Linked DNA regions of Homo sapiens: region 1 is linked to region 2. Evidence: chromatin loops called from intact Hi-C (ENCODE). Cell type or tissue: IMR-90. All regions are shown on one strand. Links, peaks and the distances in the headings refer to the core of each region. The heading gives the core; the rest is flanking DNA.

What was found. Peaks named below come from ENCODE experiments on the same cell type or tissue, not always from the same donor. Only the 100,000 strongest peaks of a DNase experiment are listed, where the experiment ranks them.
Region 1: it touches region 2 in a loop (2.1-fold over the local background); 3 of 110 quality-filtered maps call a loop at or near these places.

Annotation. Positions count from the first base shown.
Region 1 is chr20:54,339,328-54,350,608 of GRCh38, reverse strand. No RefSeq gene overlaps it. Among named protein-coding and RNA genes, the nearest start is that of DOK5, 130 kb to the left of the region's middle. In IMR-90, for the core only: no CTCF peak of the experiment used is centred there; a DNase peak (open chromatin) is centred at 5,188; H3K27ac peaks cover 400 bases.
Region 2 is chr20:54,215,081-54,226,361 of GRCh38, reverse strand. It overlaps PFDN4 (prefoldin subunit 4), which reads right to left. Exons shown (of 4, transcript NM_002623.4): 3 at 10,922-11,062; 4 at 6,401-7,343. The coding sequence ends at 7,212. Among named protein-coding and RNA genes, the nearest start is that of PFDN4, 13 kb to the right of the region's middle. In IMR-90, for the core only: a CTCF peak has its summit at 6,338 (motif pointing left); a DNase peak (open chromatin) is centred at 6,361.

The DNA.
Region 1 (11,281 bases), core at 1,049-9,048, 130 kb before region 2:
ACTGCCTAGCAACACCACCATTTTGTGCTCAGTGGCCACAGAGGGATCATACTAAGAAAATTCTAGATTGAATATAGAGACGAAAGTTCACATTCTCTCAAACATTTATAACTGGCAAAAGCAAACGATATTTTGAACCAAACTTTGATAATGACCCTTCTAAAAAGACATGACTCATCTATGGAGTATGGAATTTGTTAAAGTTGTTACAAAAGTGTCTTTATAAGTTTTAGAAGAGTGAATATTTTCCCCTTCTTAAAACAATGAAAATCCACTAATACGTTATTGGGAAAGAAACAGCAAAATAATGTATAACTTCAAACTTCCCTTTTGCATGCCATCTGCAATTACCCTTCTCAGAAGAAGCCATTAAATTTTGGGGTGCTCTGATTTTTTAAAAAATGAAAATAGAATACTTGTGTATATGGCAATCCCTTGGTATCCACAGGGAATTGGTTCCAGGACACCCTCAGATACCAAAATCCCCAGATGGTCAAGTCCCTGGTACAAAATGGTATAGTATTTGCATATAACCTACACATATCTTTTGGTATATTTTAAATCATCTGTAGATTACTTATAATACCAAATATGACATAAATGCTAGCTAAATAATTATTATATCATATTGGTTTTTATTTATATTATTTTTGTATTGTCATATTATTGTTAGTATCTTTTTTTATTTTTTGAATATTTTTTATCCCCATTTGGTTGAATCCACAGATACTAACCCTGTGGAGGTGGAGAGCTGACTGTATACACATGCGTTTTAATAATGCAGACACTTTACTATCCCATTGCTATTTTTCTTGATGTTTTCATACAACTATACAACTTAGAAATATTTTTATAGCTCTATCTCATTATTTTATGGAATGGGGGTATGGGAATTGGTCATGTAATTATGGAGGCCAGGAAGTCCCAGCAACCTGCTGTCCGAAAGCTGGAGAGTCAGGGAAGCCAGTGCTGTCATTCAATCTCAGACGAAAGGCCCAAGAACCAGGGGAACTAATGGTGTAAGACCCAGGCCCAAGAATCAGGAGCGCTGGTGTCTTAGGGCAGGAGATGGATGTCTCAGCTCAAACAGACAGCGTAAATTTGTTATTTTGTTCTAAGCAGGCCCTCAACAGATTAGATGATGCCAGCCCAAATTGGAGAAGGCGGTCCTCATTACTCAGTCTATGGATTCAAATCTTAATCTTTTCCAGAAACACCCTCAAGAACATGCCAGAAATAATGTTTTACCAGCTATCTAGGCATCCCTTAGCCCAGTCAGGTTGACAAATAAAATTAACCATCACAAATGGAAATGCCATCATTTAAAAAAAAAAAAAACCATTATCCTCTTGATAGACATTTAGGTAGTTCATAAACATAAACTTGTTGTCTCTAACCTGCAGATATATCCAGATCTGAGCACGACTCTCCTCCTCCAACTGCACTATCCCTGCCCAACCTGCCATATGTTCCTGCTGGATGTCCCTAATGGCCTCCTCACTGGTCAGCCAGTTCAGGATTTTGTTTCCCTACTGTCCATTCCCCACTCAGCCACCAGAATGACCTGACTAAAACATAAGTCAGGTCACATCACTGCTCCGCTCAGAACCTTCCTATTCTTTCCCATCTTATTCCAAATAAAAGTCAAGGTCATCTCAATGGCCAACAACCCCTGTACTCTCTGGTCCCTCCCAGATACTTGGCACTTCTCTGACCTCACCTGATTCCTTGATTTTCCCTAGTTTACTGTGTTCCAGCCACACAGGCCTTCCTGCTTTTTCTTCAACTTGCCAGGAACTATCCTACCTCAGGGTCTTTGACCTTACTGTTAACTCTTCCTAGATCACACGCTTCTCAGATATCCACAACTCCCTCTCTTACCTCCTTCTGGTCTTTACTCAAAGGTCAATTTCCAAGAAGGCCTTTCCTGACAACTATATTTAAATTTGCTATATACTCTCTGAAAATATTCATTGCCTTCTAACAATTTAATATTACCTATTTTAACTTTCTTTCTTTTGAGACAAGGTCTCACTCTGTCACCCAGGATGGAGGGCAATGGCATGAACACTGCTCAGGGCAGCCTTGACCTTCTGGATTCAAGCAATCCTCCCACTGAAGCCTCCTGAGTTGCTGGGACCACAGGCATGCACCGTCATGCCCAGCTAATTTTTAAATTTTTTTGTAGAGATAGGGTCCCACTATGTTGTCTGGGCTGGTCTTGAACTCCTGGGCTCAAGCAATCCTCCCGCCTCAGCCTCCCAAAGTGTTGGGATTACAGGCATGAGTCACCACACCTGGCCTATTTTAATTCTTTATCCTGTTTATTGTCTATCTTTCTCAACAAGAATATAAGCCTCATGAGAGAAAGAAAAACAAATTTAAATGTTCACTTATAGCTAATTCCTCAAGGCCTTGAATATATAAGCACTCAAAAAATATGTGTAGATGAATAAATGAGTTACAAATAATGGTGAAATGTACATCCTTAACATTTATCCTACAATATTTGGGCAAAATGTGTAGAATAGATTATAAAAGGAATTATTAGTTCAAAAGGTAGATAGTTAAATGTTTATAGAATATTAAGGACCAATATCAGAGATATCAGAAATATTTTAAAAATTAAATATGAAAAACATTCTTGATAGTAGAACATTTAAAGAACAGTTGTTGGCCGGGCGTGGTGGCTCACGCCTATAATCCCAGCACTTTGGGAGGCCAAGGCGGGCGGATCACGAGGTCAAGAGATCGAGACCATCCTGGCCAACATGGTAAAACCCTGTTTCTACTAAAAATACAAAAAACTTGCTGGGCGTGGTGGCACGCACCTGGAGTCCCAGCTACTTGGAAGGCTGAGGCAGGAGAATTGCTTGAACCTAGGAGGCGGAGGTTGCAGTGAGCCGAGATCACGCCACTGCACTCCAGTCTGGCGATAGAAGAACAGTTGTTGGTAAGGGGCCCAAGCTGTACTCAGCCTCAGGCAACTGCATCAGAGAATGCAGTAGAATTCTTGCCATGGCTAAGACATTGACACATTTAACAGCCAGACTCATTCTGGTGTTTATTTCCCTCAATTTACTCATCAGCAGAGGAGTGAGCCAAAAAATAAACCAGAATAAAATCAAATGATTCTAAAATGTGTAAGCAATAACGGAAACAAAGGTCTCCATATCCTGAATCCAATGCTGTCACAGCTCAGTGGAGCTGTAATTTTTGACTATTAATCATTCACAGAAATTCCAATAGAAAGTCTTCATGGGTGTGGTAAGTGCCATGTTTATCAGCTCCTGTTTACATCTCAACCCTGTCAAGCTGCGAAAAAACACTCAACCCATCGAAGCATCCATTTCAAGCCAGACTCAGTGTCAAATCCAAGACTATGCAATTAAATATAATTAGGAGGAGCTCAACTCCAAGCCATTCCTACAATTCTGATGTCAATTGATTCAAATGCCATTGTATTTGTCATTGTAATTACATGATGAAACTTGCTTCATATCTGTGACCAAAGCACGCACATGCACACACACACACCATATATACATTCTACATGCTTTTCCTAACTTTGCTAGGCAGCCTATACATTTTTTTCTCTCTCAAGGCACCTTTCAGTGAATACTCAGAGGAAACTACAATAATTACATACAGGCAACGCGATTAGGGTAGAAGGGTTTCTAATGATTACCTGTCTTCTGCAAGAGTTAGCTCTTGGTGAAAAGATGAACACGTTTTGCTATTTTTCTGTGGGCAATTTTTCAAAGTTATATGTGCAATTTATGCTATTTGAGTATTTTAATGCACCCACTGGAAACTTGAGCACCCAAAGTTGACTCCATGACCAGAAACAAAATAAATGTGAAGCCAGCAAGAATGGAAGTGCAATAAACAGGGCAAAATCAGCTGAAAATGTGGATTACTGAAGATATAATATTAGGAGATTTTTCTTCATTCAGTAGTGAAGGGGTTAGAATATGTCACCCCAAAATATGCCACATTGGCGTAAGGACTATTTCAAGCAGAAAGCAATTGAGAAACAACAGATGCAAGAAACAAGCACTCTACCCTCCCCCATTGGCCTAAAATCAGGGCATAGATTTCCCTTTGTGAAAATGTTGCCACTTCCTCTTTCTCCTACCAGAAAGGGCACAGCAAGTGTTTAATCACCAGAGGAAACTCTAGACTATCAGCCTCCAGGGGAGTCTGCATAACAAACCTTCCTAAAATAACCCAGTCTTCCATTATTTTCCTCATATGTTTACCTTTCCACAATTTATCACCACTAGAAACTCAAATTTATTTTCTTTGTCTTGTCATTTCTCCACAATTTTTTTGGCCCTTTTGTTAAACTGGTATATACACCTCCAGGTCTGCCTACTTCTTTGGGTTTTAATTTCTATGAGGCCCTTCATATGCATATGAAATAAATCCTTTTTCCTGTTAACGTGTCTTTTAATGTTTAATTTCTAGGGTCCCAGCCACAGAACCTATGAGGGTTTTTCCTTTGCCTCTGCAACAGATAGTTGTTGTTCTGATACATGCCAGAAACTCTTCTAGGCACAAGGCTTGCCAAGTGAGTTCTGTGTTCAACCTGATTTGGCTACTCACCACTTGAGGGAACTTAGGCAACTTACTGAAGGACTTTTTGACACAGTTTGTTCATCTCTAAATGGTCTCATCTTTAACTATGAATACTTTCCTTGTACGGTTTTTGTGAGAATTCTTCTCATTATTAACTTACATTTATTAGAAGCATATGCATTGGTCACTGTGCTGAGTGCTTTGGAAGCTTTTTTTTTTAATTTTCACAACAATCCCGTGAAACTGACACTGTAACTATTCCTCTTTCACAGATTAAGACTTAAGATGCAGAAAAGCAAAATAAACCTCCAAGACTCATGCAGCTAGTAGGTGACAGGGCTAGGCGTGCACTCCATACCCTAAGTTCCTCCTCCTCTTGTTCTACTGCCATTATTTTGCACAGTGTCCATGCTTAATAATTAATAGCCCTCATTATTAGTATTAGTATTCTCTAGACTTTAAATTGCTTCTGCCTACCTCACAGGGTTGTTGATTTAACAGAAAACCTCGCGTAAGTGCAATGGATCTTTCCTATTTTTAGTGGCGTCTGGGTTAATTAGACTCTTAGTCACTAGTCAGTGTATTTGAGTTTTTGGAAATGACTCATCAAAAACATTTCTAAGCAGGATATTTGCTTGCAGCATTTTCATCAGACTGCAATTCTCTGCCCTGATCCTTCAGCCTGGCAAATGCATTCCAAGAAAAGTATCATATTCCAGGCTCCCTGAAATGAACCCAGTTCTCAACCAAAAAGAGCCACTTGCCTTAATCCCCTTTTAAACACTGAAAATAATTCATAAATAATGTATCTTCATATGTATTGGCTCTGATAGAATCTGAAATAAGTTACATATTTTTAAAATTAAAAAATCCCGAGCAAGGTTTTTCTCAATTCTGACACAATTGATCATTCCCTGTTGCAGGAGGCTGTCCTGTGCATTGCAGGTTGTTTAGCAGCATCTCTGGCCTCTACCCACTGGAAGCCACAGGCACAGCCCCCACCCCAGTGGTGACAACCAAAAATGTCTTCAGACATTAATGAATGTCCCCCCAGGGGGCAAACTTGCTTGCAGTTGAGAACCATTGATCAAGGGCAACATTTTGAAATAATTATTTTTAAGGCTTTCTATGAGATTTGGTATCAACTCTGCCCTGATGTTTCTATGTATTCTTGGTGGGGGACAATGACAACGTAATTGTAGTGCCACACTTTTATTTTGGACCCAGTATCTGCATATATAAATGTTTATATAGAATTTGTACTATTAACATCCTATCATGTACTACTCTACTTGAGAGTTATCCATTGAACCAATTGATGCACAGTCTTTAATCATAATATTTACTGAAAGTTTATTATATGCCAAGTACTATGCAAAGGTGTTTTATGTACCTTGTCTTAATCAATTTTTTTTGTGGTTTGTTAAATATTTTATTCTATTACATATAAAGCTGTGATTCACATGGAAATTATTTTGATAAAGAAATTATCAGGATTGAACTGAATTTTTTTTATTATACTTTAAGTTTTAGGGTACATGTGCACAATGTGCAGGTTTGTTACATATGTATACATGTGCCATGTTGGTGTGCTGCACCCAGTAACTCGTCATTTAGCATTAGGTATATCTCCAAATGCTATCACTCCCCCCTCCCCCGACCCCACAACAGGCCCCGGTGTGTGATGTTCCCCTTCCTGTGTCCATGTGTTCTCATTGTTTAATTCCCACCTATGAGTGAGAACATGTGGTGTTTGGTTTTTTGTCCTTGCGATAGTTTGCTGAGAATGACGGTTTCCAGCTTCATCCATGTCCCTACAAAGGACATGAACTAACCTGTTGTGGAGTGAAGATCATTGTCTCCCCATCTCTACAACGGAGCCAAAGTAGAGATAAGGAGAGGGAGGCTTAAATAGACTCAGTTAATTGCACAAAGCCTCACCAGTGGTAAAGGGCAAAGGCAGAGCTTAACCCTCAAGGCTTTCTAACCTCAAGGTTAGAGTATTAGCTACTAAGTATTAACTACAGTATTAACTACTAAGTTATATGGTACTTAGGGCATAACTTAGCCATGACATGTGACTCCAAAGATAAATAAGTGTTCATGGTTGAAGCAGCCTCTTTGAAAAACACCTACTTATTCCTTAAACAAGTAGTTAACAAATACTTAATTGTGTGGCAACAGTTATCCTAGATGCTGGAAGTACCAAGGTGGGCAGTGCAGAGAGGAACTCACACCATACAAAATCTTCCTGGTACAGAATCTGACTCACTATCCACTACATTGTCTACCTTGTGCCTGAACTTTTCTCAGTTTGGCAAAGGTCCGGTTATTCCCATAAGGACAAAGACATAACTATATCTCTCTTTAAAGGCTCTGAAAAGTCCTGCAATTAAGATAGTAGTTCGATGTTGGTTTCTCAATCTGCAAATGTGGATATTATCGTTTGGTATGAGTGTGCAAGAGGCTGAAGAAAATCTTAAAACACAAGCTTTGAGTAACCGGTTTGACTACGCTCCACAAGGTTTTTTCTTTCTGCTCAATTTCCAACTTCCACTTTGCATGCAACCATCACTGCACTTCTAAATGTTGATGGATGTACAGAACATTCTTTGCCAGAGACCCACTTGGGCACAGAAGTCTGGAGCAAACTAGAATATTTTATACACACACACAAAAATAAGACCTCATTCTTTCACAGGCAAAACTCCTCTGACGTCAATAGTAGGCTGGGAACAAAGGATGAAACAATAGATAGCAAATTTCAAGTAATTACCTAGCCAATGGCATAGAACGTGATTGACTGAGTCCTTGTGCTTGGCATGCAGATGATTAAATGAGTTTTAATTTGCACATCCAGTGGCAAGACTGCCAACGAATAAGAAATAGAAAAAAAGGAAGAGAGAGAAAGGAGAGCGAAGAAGGCAGGGAAGGAGGAAGGGAGTAGGATAGAAAGCGGGAGAGAGAGAGACAGAGAGAGAGAGAGAGAGAGAGAAGGAGCTCTCTATGCAAGTTCCCTGGAAATGTGGTTAACAGATTGCTAGCATACAAAACAAATAAAAATAAAAATAAAAATAAAAATAAAAATAAAAAATAAAGGTCAGCTAGATGGTTTTAAAAAGCTTTGTCAACAGATTCAAACCTGTTCAGGGACTCTGGGGTGGTAAAAGGGGGAAAATGATGCCCTCGCTATATCTGCAGAAAATGTGTGTTTGCATATTTACTGCTACAGGAATTTGAATTTCTTTTTATGCTATTTCCTAACATTTACAGATGGAGCAGAAGTGTGAGCAGTGGGGAGGCAATTTGTTTCTTCCTCAAAGGCTGCAACTCAATTCAGAGAAACAAATCCAGCTTTCAAGAGCAATTAGATTAAATTCACAATGGCTGCTCTGGGCAAGTTTGATTGTCTGCTGTGATCATTTCTTGTGCCATTTTGCAAGTAGATTGTGAAAAACAGCGATGTCATCACTTCTTCATAATGTTGTCTGAATAACCCTACCCCCACGATAATGTACTCATTGGTCAAATAAGTTAAAAAATTCTGCTTACTCTATTTGCTTCTGGAAAGTCACAATGTATGCTTGTATGTTAAAGGCTCTGAAAAGTCCTGCAGTCAAGACAGTAGTTTGACATTGGTCAATCAAGATTTGTCTAATCCCGTATGAACGCAAATGTTTTTCTGATAACCCATTTTGTTACATCTGACAGCATGGGTGTGCCCTAGAAATGTTTTAGGAAATGATGGATTATATGATTTGCTCCAGTTATCAATCACAACTTTCATATTCATTTGAAAAAATAGATCTAGACAGATTAATCAAACAAGTAATTATTAATCTGTCTCAAACGTGTATTTTCTTTCATGCATAGAAATGAGTAAGACTCATATAAATATGTTAGTTGTCAAATTATAATAGATTCCATTTATTGAGTACTCACTATGGATATATCAAGTATTTCGTTTGATCCTAATGATAACAGTAAGAAATAGACATTTTTAGCCATGTTTTATAGATGAAAAAACTAAAGTTCTGAGAATTTTAGTAATTTGCTTGCATTCAGCTAGGATATGGTAAAATCCACATTTGAACTCAGACCTCAGTTTAAATAATGTGTTTTTTCTGTATTGCTGCTTTTTCTTCTGCCTGGCATAGGCATTAAATGAGGAGGCAGGAATGAAAGGGAATGCTTACCACATTTTCTCTGACACCAGGTTTACCCACATCCTTTCTCATCTGATATATATTTAACATCTGGAATATCTGATTTTTACAATGAGGATAATGAGGTTTGTGGATTTCGAGAGCTGACATTTTATCCAGTATCAAAGTAGCTTTTGAGGAATATGATTAAAATCCAGACCCCTCCACTTTAACATTTTAATTAGGTAAAAATAAATAGTAACTTCATGACTATACACCAAATCAATGTAATATGCCATTGGTGTTAATAAAATCCAATGCCTGAGTCATAACTCTATGTAACTTAAATAATTCCACACTTTAGGAAATTTGTTTTATAATGTGCATTATAAAGAGATTAATTAACGCAAATTTTCCTTAAGTCTGTAATCACACAGACAAAAGGAAGATACTCTCTCAGTCTACATTTTTTTTCTGCTGATGAGGATGTTGGATAGATTTTTCAATTACCTGAGTTAAGAAGCAAGGCCTGGTCAACACAGTGACAACTACCTTGAACAAGGAGACCAAATTTATAGCAACCTAGAGAAGAAAACCACACAATAAGTATAAAGAAAGTTATCAGGGCAAAACATAATGAAACCTATTTTGAATTATAACTCTAGGCATCTATTAATCACTTATTGTCTTATATGTCACTCAAGAAAATGATAAATCCAGCCCTGTTCTTGGGGAGATTGCAATATATGAAGCGCTTCCTAGAGAACACTACCACTGGTCAGAAAATTTACAGTGTGGAATAAGCAAACCAAATATTATCTAAGAGGAATCTTGTGTAATCTTTGCTAGTTAGGATTTTCCTTTTTCTGGTAAAAGTACACTGAGTCAGCTCTGCAATGAGCGTACTTTCCCTGCTGGATAGAATATGGTAGAAATAACAGTGTCCTTCCTTTCCCTGGTTAAGGGATCTGGCCATGACCCAAGATAAGCTTATTGAACGCTGTTTCCTTTGAGTGTGGAATCTTGAAGGAAATGACACAGAAACAAAAAAGATCATAGGCTGATTAACTTCATCGCTGACATCCTAAAGTAACAGCCCCTCAGTTCTGGCTGTAACTCCCCCTCTCCCCGTGAGCTTTCTTTGCTCCTTGTGTTTTTCCAAACCTCAGTCTATGGCTTTCACTTGGATCCTTTTAGGTCCCTTATTTCCCTTGAATGAATTATTTTTCTGCTTAAGAGAGCAAGATACACTTTCTCTTGCTTGCCACCAAAGACCCATAATTTAAACAGTTTCAGATCTGGAACTTCAGAGAAGTATAATAATGAACAGGATAAAAACAAATACTAAAAGTAAACAAAGATAAGTCCATAGTCTGATTCCAACAAAATCATAGGCTAACCATAATTAGACATGTAGGGTAGGGAAGTATGTTAATATTTACATTGGACCAAGAAGAATTATGTCATAAGTTCTACCTCAAATGCCACTCAGAGGCAAGCACTTAGGAAGCACCCTCCTTTTGGAAATATCCATGACGTCCTGTGGGGCAAAATTTCAAGGGAGTATGGAAGAAAGAAGGAAGGAAGGAGCAGGCCAAATGGAGGTGAGAAAGGACTTTGAATTCTCTTTTTTAATGCTTTAATTTGACTTTCTTTTTCCTTTTTAGACACAGAGTATTGGTCTGTCGCCCAGGCTGGAGTGCTGGCATCATCATAGCTCACTGCAGCCTGGAACTCCTGGCCTCAAGACATCCTCCCACCTCAGCCTCCCAAATAGTTAGACTACAGGTATAAGCCACTGTGCCATGCTAGTGTTTTCCCTCTTTTTTTTTTTTTTTTTTTTTGGTAGAGATTGAGTTTCGCTTTGTTGCTCAGACTGGTCTCAAACTCCTGGCCTCAAGCTATCCTTTTGCCTCAGCCTCCCAAAGTGTTGGGATGACAGGCATGAGCCACCGTACCTGGCCTCAATTTCCTGATTTTAAATAGAAGTACACATTGTTAAAATATCAGAACCAAAGACTTTAAATAACAAGTAAAAGTCTACCTTGTTAGCTACCCCCTAGTATTAGTTGACTGTGCTGCCATATAAAATCTCACAGCCTGCATAGCTTAGACATTTGTTTTCTCATGGTTCTGGAGGCCAAATGTCTGAGATCAAGGTGTTGGCAGAGTTGGTTTGTCCTGAGTGCCATGGGGAAGGATTTGTTTTAGGCCTGTTTTCTTGGCTTGAAGATGGCTATCTTCTCCCTGTGTCTTCACATCGTCTTCCTGTGCATATGTCCGTATCTCAATTTCCTCTTCTATCAGGACGCCAATCATACTGGATTAGAACCTACTGCTTAATGACTTACACAAAGGCCCCATCTCCAAACATCATATTCTGAGATGTTGGGGGGTTGGGACTTTAACATGTAAATTTGAGGTGGGGGCACAATTCAGCCCATAACACCTGCCTTTTCCCATTGCCTATTCATGATCTCTAAAGCAGGGGTCTCCAACTCCCAGGCCGCAGGCTGGTACTGGTGCGACCAGTGCATGGCCTGTTAGGAACCGAG
Region 2 (11,281 bases), core at 2,928-10,927:
ATAATCTGATACCTTTGCTATCTTATAGGACTGAATTAAAATGGGTTCCTAGGAAGAAGGTCTTTTAATTTAATTCATAGACAAAGGCCATCATTATTCTGCTCTCTAATTCCTATTTGAAGAGAAATTCTGAGTTTGAAGTGACCTATGGACTGTCCTTGGATCTGGGAAGATTGTAAGAAGATTCTTCAATATTGCAATAGAATGGTTGGGAGGACAGATTGGAAGCCCCACTGTTTGGGTTTGAGTTCTGGCTCCTCACTTAGGGGCCTTGGAACTTTGGTCTGGGCTTCTGTTTCCTCATCTGTAAATGGACATGATGATAATACTAGTTTGTACCTTGTAATGATTAATGTATGTGAATACTTACCTAATGCCTAGCTCAGGGTACATAAGATATCTAATGCCTAGCTCAGGGTACATCTGTGGATGTTGGCTGCGTATTATCGGCCTCTTTCTAAATTATTTCCCTTGGATTTAGGTTAACTGTTTAATTGCTACAAGAATTGGCCATATGAATTTTGCTCTTGCCTTTGCTTTGAAGTCTTTGTTAAAGTTAGCATCTGATACATTGCTCAAAGTCAATGCCTAATGAGGGAAAATTTTTTTTAAGGTTTAGACCTCTGAAAGATGTTTTGTCTCCTGAGATATTCATATATAACACCCTTTCCAATGTGGTATTACTCATCATTTTTCCTTCTCTGTCTTAGCTACATAGAGGTTCAGAGTACATCAATCTGAAAGGTGGACTCTGTGACCAACTTATTCTCCCTTTCTTTTTTCCTAATCTATTAATGCTATATTTACATTTTTATATATACACACATATACTTTTATATGTCTATATGAGAACCGATCTGAAATTCCTTTGGATAAGTAACAGAACACAAATAAAATCATCTAACAAAATAAATTTCAAAAGTACAACTTGTGCATTCATTAACCACCCATTTGCTAAGTAAGCTGCAAAACTTGGGGCAGGTTAACGTCTCTAAACCTTCCTCTACTTCTGCACAATGAGGGATGGTAAAGAATCTACTTTAAAGGGCTCTTGTGAGGAAGGAATATATAAAAAAAATTCAGAAGACTGACAGCCTACAATAAGCACTCAAAGCTAATTGTTAACGTCGCCATCACTAGAGTTATTCCTAGATACCAGAATGGAGGATCAAAGAACTTAGTTACCAGAAATTTCTACATACAAACGGATGCTAATGACTGTTGCACAAACAATTTTCTATACCAAATCTGTAAGCCAACTTTTAACTTTTTGGTTGTTGCTGATTTTCTACTTTTAAAACTGGAGAGTCAGCTGGGCGCCGTGGCTCACACCTGTAATCCCAGCACTTTCGGAGGCCGAAGTGGGCAGATCACCTGAGGTCAGGAGTTTGAGACCAGCCTGGCCAACATGGCGAGACCCCATCTCTACTAAAAATACAAAAAAGTTAGCAGGACATGGTGGCATGGGCCCGTAGTCCCAGCTATTCGGGAGGCTGAGGCAACAGAATCACTTGAACCCGGGCGGCGGAGGTTGGCACTGAGCCAACATCATGCCTCTGCACTCCAGCCTGGGTGACAGAGCAAGACTCTGTCTCTATAAGAAAAAAACAAAACAAAACTGGAGAGTCACCATGATCCATTTTATGTCAAATGACAAAAAAGTAGTTGAATGCAATACAGAAATATCAATAACAATGCCACAGTAATGCACATTTTTCCTAGTTTGTTTGTGCCACAACAGAACTTTATAAAAAAACTTGTTATTGTGAAGAATTTCATGTACATAAAATAATTAATAATAAACATATTGACTACCAATAACTATGGACCCATGACCCAACTTAAGAAATAGAACATAAAGATTATTGAAGCCTCCTCCTGTTTTTGCCTACCCCAACTATATCTTCCTCCTACAGTTCATCACTATTCTAAATTTTTTTCTCTACCATTTATTCCTTAGGAGTTTTTGTAACATATACACCTAATTCTGTGTTTTCCCAGTCTACCGTTTGTATAAGCACTACAGCACCCCTTTCTTTCACAGATGTGCTCCAACTATTACCTCTTGTCCGTTGACTTTTCCATCATCTTCTTTCCTGGCTCCTTCTCATCTACTGTGTGTATTCATGTGTTCCCTAGTCCAAAAAAAAAAAAAAAGCCTTTCCATCTGCACCACAGTGACATTAAGTGATGCTCTGCCTCTTTCCCACCACTGTTAACTTTCTTGTAAAAATACTTTTCACTTGCTGCCTCCAAGTCTCACACCACCTACTGCTTAATCTTTTATAATCTGTTTACTACCAGCAACCGGAATGCTTCTAGCTACCCTCGATCCCTAAACTGGATGGGTCAATCTCTTTGATGCTGCCCTCTTTTGTTACCCTCTCCAGCACTATAATCTGCATTAAGAATTCTCAGTTGGTGCTCCAGTCTCTTCCCCCAACACCACCCCCACGCCCTCCAATCCCAGAAAGATGGAATGATTTGAACCCCACCAGCTCTTTCGCTGAGTCAGAATCACCTGGAGTGCTTGTTAAAACCCTGGGCCCTGTCTGCAGAGTTGCTATGAAGTCATCTTTGAAGGCAATGACCATTATGTTGCTCAATATCATTGCCCAGTGGGGGAATTTTTTTTCAGGGTTTAGTCCTGTGAAAAACTTGGCATTTCTAACAAGTTCCCAGGTGATGTTGGTTCCATGTTCACACCTGGAGAAACGCTGAACTAGAGAATTGTTCATGTATTTTTGATCCTCAGCACCTAATGTGTTCAGGCTTTTTCAAACCACACAATTATCACCCCCGAGAATCACTGGTGCCTGACGGGAGGGAGCTGATTCCTCAGGTGTGTGTGGAACTCAGGTGTGTGTGGGCTCAGATGTGGGAGGGGCTGAGGTATGGGGGTCTCAGGTGTGTGTAGGGTTCAGGTATATGGGAGCTCAGGTGTGGGGAGATCAGGTACATGGAGACTCAGCTCTGTGGGGAGTTCGTGTGTGGGAGGGCTTGAGTATATGGGGGCTCCAGTCTGGGGGCCTCAGGTGTATGGGGACTCAGTTATATGTAGGACTCGGGTGTGTGGGGCTCAAATGTGGGGGTCTTAGGGGTGGGGAAACTTAGGTTTCGGGGCTCAGGGTTATGGGAACTCAGCTTTGTGTGAGGCTTAGGTGTGTGGGGGGCTCAGGTGTGTGTGGGGCTCAGGTGTGTGTGGGGCTCAGGTGTGTGTGGGGCTCAGGTGTGTGTGGGGTTCAAGGGTATGGGGCTCAGGTGTGGGGGCCTCGGGTCAGGGGGTCTAGGGTGTTTGGAGCTCCAGTTTGTGTGTAAGGAGTAGGGGTGGGTTAACTCTTTTGAAGGAAATAAGGGCCTTCTTAGTCATCAAATAGAGCTCCATCTTCTCGGCTCTTATTGGCTTCGCCACTGTACTATTTGCTGTTGATCACACTCCCTCCTCCTTTCAGCATTCTCATCATGGCTTCTGGGATTCCACACTCTTGCGGATCTCCCATTACCGTTGCAGCTTCTGTCTCCTTTGCTGTTTCTTTTTCCTCCCACCTGCATTTTCCCCACGTCCTCTTCTTCGTGGCAAGCTACCTTAGCTGTCCAATGCATGGCACCAGGGCTCAGCAGCAGCAGCGTCACCTGGGAGCTTGTTAGAAAGGCAGCATCTCAGCCCGAGCCCACACGGAGCCAGAGTCTGCAGTGTCACAAAATCCCCGGGTGATTTTTATGTGCGTTAAATGTTAAGCCCTTCTGTAGGATGAAAAGGGTTCTCAAATATACCTCCCTAGTCCCGCATATCCTAAACTTCAACACACTTTTCCGGTTGCCAATTACATGTCTCCACGTGGCTGATGCCCTGGGAAGTCCAAGTGCTGATGCCAAGCTCGTGCCCTTCTCTCACCCTCCCCCTCCTCTGCCCTGCTTCCTGCAAACCAGACACTTCTTTCTTTCCTGCCTCTGCTTACACTACCAGCAGGCATCCAGAGATTACAAAGCAAATACAGACAGGCACCACGCAGGTAATATAAATGAGGGTAGTGGGCTAGGTGGGGACTGGGGTGAACTGGAGACAGCCTGCTTTGTCTAACGCATGAGCAGCTGAAGACTGCCTTTTAGAAATATGGTTTCAATGTTGCCAAACCGTGCATTTTTATGTGAGATCTCTGGATTTGATTGTGGCAACAAATTCAGGGTTTTTTTTTTCTTTGTTAAACTATAGAAGCCAAAGAAAACCTGTTGCAAGCTGTACTGGCCTGTGCTCAAAACCAACTTCTCTTTGGGTTTCTCCTTCTAGCTTCACCTTCGTTTCTCCAATCATTGACAAAATTTGTTCATTTCACCCCTTCTCTAAGTCCTGGTGTATCTTTTCTTCAGCCAACTGATTCGGCTCACCAGAAAAGGTACAATAACATCCAGTATTTCTACCTCCATCTTTCTACAGTAAAGCCCACCTAACAACTGCCAAATTATTAAAAAGTACTGCTCCTTTCTATTCAAAACCCTTTAGAGACCCCCTGTCGAAACCCTACCTCAAATGGCTTTTCCATCCCCTTGCTCCCTTACTTAGCCATGCTTTTGACTAGAGCTCACAAGGCTTGGACAAGGATCACAGTAGTTGTGGAGATGGAAAGAAATTAATGGATGTGAGAGATAATGAAACATTACAGTCAGCAGCAAAGCATAGCTGCTCAGAAGACTTCTACTACCACTTCCTGTGAAAAGCCTGCACATGACGTATCATATTATGCACCTGACTTTGCAACCTGGCAGTCTCAGGGCCAGATCTGTTGTGCAATTATCTGTTGTGTAGCCTGCACTGCTTTAAAAAACAAATAGTGGCCCAGTCTAAAAAGAGTGATTGCACATGCAAATCAAGATTCCTGCTTAAAAAAAAAAAAGAAGTTAGTGACAAATCCAGATCAAAACTTCCCTCTGTCGCAACTACTGGCTGAAGCTGACATTTCTTCCTTTCCCTTCAGATGCACCGCGTGCTGTTCCCCAGTCTTCAGCTAGCCCAGGGAAGTTACTATTCACAAAAATAAGCAAAGGCTTTAGAAATGAACTTAAAATGGGAATCAAATATTTGTAATGTTCTAAAATGTCACAGGTAAGTTAAGAAAATGAAGTTAGCAACATCACACGCTTCCATCCCACTGATGTTAGATATTTGGGTTTTTGTATTAGGTTTTCTTGATAATATGCAGGACAAAATTTGAAGTCCCAGTGAATTACATAGTTCAGTCTCTTGGCCCATGTCAGGCGAGTGTTCGTTGTTAACATTTCTAAAGGGCTAAACTTTAGTCGCCCTCCTATGCTAGATCTTCCACTGGGGGATCCCCAGACCTATCCATTCCCCACCCCTCCCAGGCCCTGCAGGCGACTGACTTCTATGGACCACCTCCGGATTCTGGTTGGGTTTGGCCAATGGTGGGACACAGGTGGATTTTGGAGGGAGAATGAGGTCAGGATGTCTAGTCCCCTGGCTCTACCACTGCAGGTATGACACAGGCTGGCTGTGTTCCTCCCCAGATGAAAAGCAACTTTCCCTGGTCAGGGAGTGAAGTGGGCAGTTGCTCTCTCCCCTGGCCTTTGAGGGTCCAAAAGGACCCTAGTGGTCACCCGGCACCATTGTTAACTTTGGTGAGAGTTTCCTCAAATTATTCTGATCTTATTTCCTGCTGCAACTTGATTGACTACCTCCCCAGCCTCAATCCTCTAACTGAACATTAACCAAATGGATGCAAGAAAAAAATATCCTTGCATTTTTTTGGTAAGAGTCATTTTCCAGAACTGGAATATCACTATTTGGGAAGATTTTTGCAGCAATTTAAAAATTTGCCTTTGGCCGGGCACAATGGCTCGCCTGTAATCCCAGCACTTTGGGAAGCCGAGGCGGGCAGATCACAAGATCAAGAGATGGAGACCATCCTGGCCAACATGGTGAAACCATGTCTCTACTAAAAATACAATTATTTGGGAGTGGTGACAAGTCCCTGTAATCCCAGCTACTCTGGAAGCTAAGGTGGCAGAATCGCTTGAACCCAGGAAGTGGAGGTTGCGGTGAGCCGAGATCGCACCACTGCACTCCAGCCTAGACAACAGAGTGAGATGCCATCTCAAAAAAAAAAAAGAAAAGAAAAAACTGCCTTTATAGTATTAAGAATTTTAGAAATTATATAATCATCTATCTTTAAGCCTGAATTCATGTTTATAAACACTGAACCAAAAAATACATATGCAGTTTAGCCTTAAAAATTAAAAATATTTCCTCTAAAATTATGTATATTTAATCCTAACAATCTCATTGTTGTGTTAGGATCCTTCCATTCACATTTGGCACATCAGTGCCATCTGCTGGAAAGTTAATACATTTAGGTCTCCCAAATCCCAAAATGTTTGTCTTTTGTGGGGGAGTGGGAAGAAATGCATCCTTTATTTAAGAAATAAGCCTTACTTTTACATACATAGCTGTTTAACTTCCACATCTTTATCAATATAAACCCCAATTAATTACAAAGCACTAAAATAAAATCTAAAATTTAAAACGAAAAAACACTAAACATTTCTTTCTGCACATCTCTTGGTTTCTAAAACGTTCTTCTGTGGTTCTGCCCTGTTTGTATAAAGCTCCACATGCCTCCACATGTTTAAACATTACCCATTCTTTTACCCAAATCTCTGATATTGATAGATATGTAAAAAATGTTAAATATGTATGTTTAAATATAATATGTAACATATATTTAAATAAAATATATACATATATATTTTGAAGTCTATGACAAAGCTTTAGTTGTGAAATAAGCAAGGATGCAGGATTGTACATCTTTTCATCGTGCTTTCCCCGTCATTAGACAGCAATTAAAATCAGACAGAAACAACATGACACAACTGTTAAATTTTCTTATGTGAAAATTGCAACAACAAATATTCTAAATAATATAGAAACATAAAAGATTGCTTAACTGATTTTAATAACATGACATGAAGCCCCTAGACTTGATATAATCGTTATGCAAAATACATAGGTGAATACTGTCTTCTTTTAAAAATATAAAATAAATAAGCAGACATGTGAAAATGGGCAAGTTTCCATTAAATAAATGAAAATTTTTAAAAAAGAAAGTTTTGCTTTCCATGTCATTTGAAGAAGGAAAATTATCATTTTAAACAATATTCAAGTTTATTAAACAAATAAAAAAAGTATTATAAAATGTTTAACTTTCATCAGCTTCAAGGTTTATGTTGCTCCCGAATTTTGCATACAACTGAACTTTCAAATCTGCTAACACTCGCTGAATTGATTCCACTCTGGATTCTAAGGCGTCAATTTCTTCTTGCAAATTTTTCTGGAAAAAAAATATTTTAAATTAATTCTATTCAATAGGATGATTTCTGAGCATCTGTGTCTGAAATAATATTTGGGAAGAATTTTAGGTCAAGAACCTTCTAAACTTGGACAGGCAGCTAAGTAACACTGATAATTAGATCTAAATGTCTGAATGTGGGCATTTTTAATTCATGGTCCATATCTGCTTATCACAGAATAAATCAAGTTTGTTTTCTCAGTTTCTGCTGATCTAAAAAATAGTAAAAAATTACTGTCTAAATTATTTCCTAACAAAGAACCAAATACAAAGACTTCTATAAATAGTTTATCCTGGGCCTGCTGGCTTCTAACCCAGCTTTTTCCAACAACAAAAATAACTATGAGACTACAGGAAATGATAGAAACTCACACCACCAACCACCAATAATTAAGAAGAACAACTTATGATCCAAATCTGGCAGAAATTTTCACTAACTTTGAGGCCTCTGGAGCTAAACTTTGGAAAAGAGTGGTAAAAAGTGCCTCATTTGTAAGAAAGAGCAGCTTTGCCCAGTGAAAACTCAGATATTTTCTAAGTATTTGAGGTGATAGACATGTTAACTATCTTGATTTAATTATTCCATATTGTATTAATAAATTATAACATCCCGTTTTACACCATAAATTTATACAATTATAAATTGTCAATTTATAATTAAAAAAAAGAAAATACAATTCCAAAGGACAATTCTTTCTACCTACCTATCTATAGATACTTAGCCTCTTCAATTCTAAAACCAGTTTTGTAATGTTAATGCTTCCCTCATTAATAGATTAAATAAATTTTAACATATACTCTTTGTTTTAAAAAAAAAAAAAAAAGCCATTAAGTTCCTTCCTGGCTAGGATCAAAACAATTTTTTTTCCTAAACATGACAAAAAAATATGAAATCACACAAACCAAATACCCACTAACATTAGAAACCAAAGAATATCTAATACTGACAGTGTTGCCGTTTTAGAAATCTAGCCAATGGTTCTCAAACGGTGGCCCCGAGACCAGTGTCAGGGACAAAATCACCTGGGAACTTGTTAGAAATACACATTCTGGGGCCCTACCTCAGCCCACCTGAAAGATCGTCTTTGGGTCGGGCCCAGCAACCTGGATTTTTAACAAGCCCTGTGGTGACTGTGATTCTCACGCATGCTAAGTTTGAGAATCACTGTTACAAAACAAGAAACAAAAATAAGACATATGGCTACTAGAAAGGGATAAATTCTAAATTTCTATACCGAGAAAACCTGGTTAATAAGTAAAATAAGACACTAGAAAGTCATTTTAATATCGCAAGTCCAATCATCTCTCTCTTTTCCAAAAATCTCTGAAGGCTCCTCTTTGCTCTGGGACGGGAGTGGGCAAACTATAGCCCACAGGCCCAATCTAGCCTGAAGCTTGTTTTTGTCAAGTTTTATTGGAAGACAGCCACGCAGATTCACTCATCTTGCTTTCATAGTAATTATGGCAGAGGCTGTGCAGCCCACAAAACCTAACGTATTTACTTCTGGCCCTTCACAGAAAGTTTGCTGACCCCTGCTAAGACAAAGTACAATTTCTTCAACTCAACTGACTGGAGTTCTCCAAGATGTGGCCACAATTTCAGGTGCTCCCAATCTCCAGCAAATACATCTTCTTGCAGGTCTATGTTTGCACCACCGTCATCCTATGGCCGTTCACACATGTTGCTTCTCACGACTAGAACCCCCCGCCCCCCGCCGCCCCTTTCTGGCTAATAGCCACTTATTCCTCAGCTGTTATCCCATCACTTTCCCTGGGAGCCCTTCCCTGACCCTTGATGTCCAGACTAGTGTAGATTCCTCTTCCTGTGTTCTTAAAGCCACCTCTATCCTCATATCACTTTCTACTCATTATCAGTTTTGTTTACTTTTTTTTCTTTCCATCTAGACTATATGCTCCATGCAGGCAGGGGCCAGGCAGGTTTTGTTGTCCCCAATTATCCCTAGTACATGGCAGAACCTGATACAGAGTAAGCACTCCATTCATTCTAGAATTCTAGAATGAGTAAAAAAAGAAAGGTTCAGCCGGGTGTGGTGGCTCACGCCTGTAATCCCAGCACTTTGGGAGGCTGAGGCGGGTGGATCACGAGCACGAGGTCAGGAGTTCGAGACCAGTCTGCCCAACATGGTGAAACCCTGTCTCTACCAAAAGTACAAAAATTAGCTGGGCGTGGTGGTGGGCGCCTGTAATCCCAGCTACTCGGGAGGCTGAGGCAGGAGAATTGTTTGAACCCAGGAGGCAGACGTTGCAGTGAGCCGAGATTGCGCCATTGCACTCCAGCCTGGGCGACAGGGCAAGACTCCATCTCAAAAAATAAATAAATAAATAAATAAATAAAATAAAATAAAAGTTCAGTAGCTATCTGTGTATGGGGCAGGGGATTCACAATAGCCACAAAAACCATAAGCTATCTGGGAATACTTCCAATAAAAATGTTTTTTAAATGGTTAAACAAATAAAAAGAACAAAAATCACAAAATTTGACCAAGAAGAAAAGATTTAAACATAAGGGAGACATATAAGATTTATGCATGGAAAGACCCAGGAGTGATAGTTCTTCTGAAGACTTACTAAATGTGGGTTTCATTCATACGAAGTTTTGCTTTTTATGACATTTGAAGAGAGACTATCATTTTAAGCAATCAGGTTAATTAGCAAAAGCATTAGGAAAGGTTTAATTGCCATCTGCTTCTCATAGACAAACAACGTGGCTGTCCCTCCCAAATAGTAAGAAGGCATGTGAACTGAAAATTTCATACCATGTATCAAATGTCTCAGATATTATCAGAGAACTCATATGCTGACTGACCCAGTAATTATATTTCTCTAATTATTTCCTCAAAACAATTTTCTAAATGTGAACAAAGATTTATGTAGAAGAATGCTCACAGTAACATTAGTACAGCAAAATATTGGAAACAAATTAATGCTAACAATAAGACCCGTGACCCCAATTGATAACCATCAACATGATATTAAACAGTCTTCAAAAACGATGTTTTTAAAGGCCTGTGTGCCAGGCTCAGAGCAGGCTTCCAATGAGTATCTGCTGGACAAACAAACATTCAATGAAACCAGCAAAAATGCTCCTCCTGGAACATTAATTGTCCCAACTGGGAAGCAAACTACACGGAGAGAGGCAGAGAGAACATAAAAGAAATACAGGAAAATGTTCACTATGAATGGTTACCTCTGCATAGCAGAATTACAGGGGATTTTTCTTTTCTGCTTCAATATATGCTATACCTTCTAAATACTTTTAGTTTTGAGCAAGGTTCTGGAGTCAGAAGACCACTGTCTATGTGTCACTTTGAATAAATCCCATAACCTCTCTAAGCCTCTATTCTTTGTCCCTAAATTGGGATAACAGGTCATCGTTATGATTCAACAAAATCCTGCTGGCAAAGCATTCGGAGCATGCCTGGGACATAACAAGGCAGTAAATATTAGCTATAGCTAGCATCTACTATTTCCCTACATCTATAATTACATGTTCTTTATAGTGATATAAATTCTAATTTCAGAATTAACCTTTAACATACCTTTGCTTCTTCTAACATTTCTTGCGTTTCTTCTTGAGAATGGCTAATGAAGACATCACCAATTTGATAAGGTATCATTAAGCAATCATCATCTGCAAGCATGATGTCATCACAAGCATCTTCTAGGTTTTGGAGTTGTTTCTATAAATGCAAAATGGCAAAGAAAATGTACTCAAAGTTCTCTGATAGAAGCTAAAGGCCAATTGTAATTTGGGGACAGCAACTCTCTGAGGGACCCTCTCACAAAGGTATTATTACCACATTAGAATAAGACCTTAATTTGTAACTTTTTAGAAGACATTTCACAAGCAAGCACTTAGAGCTACCTAAAGCTTTGTCCTCTGGACAATAAGCGCCCTG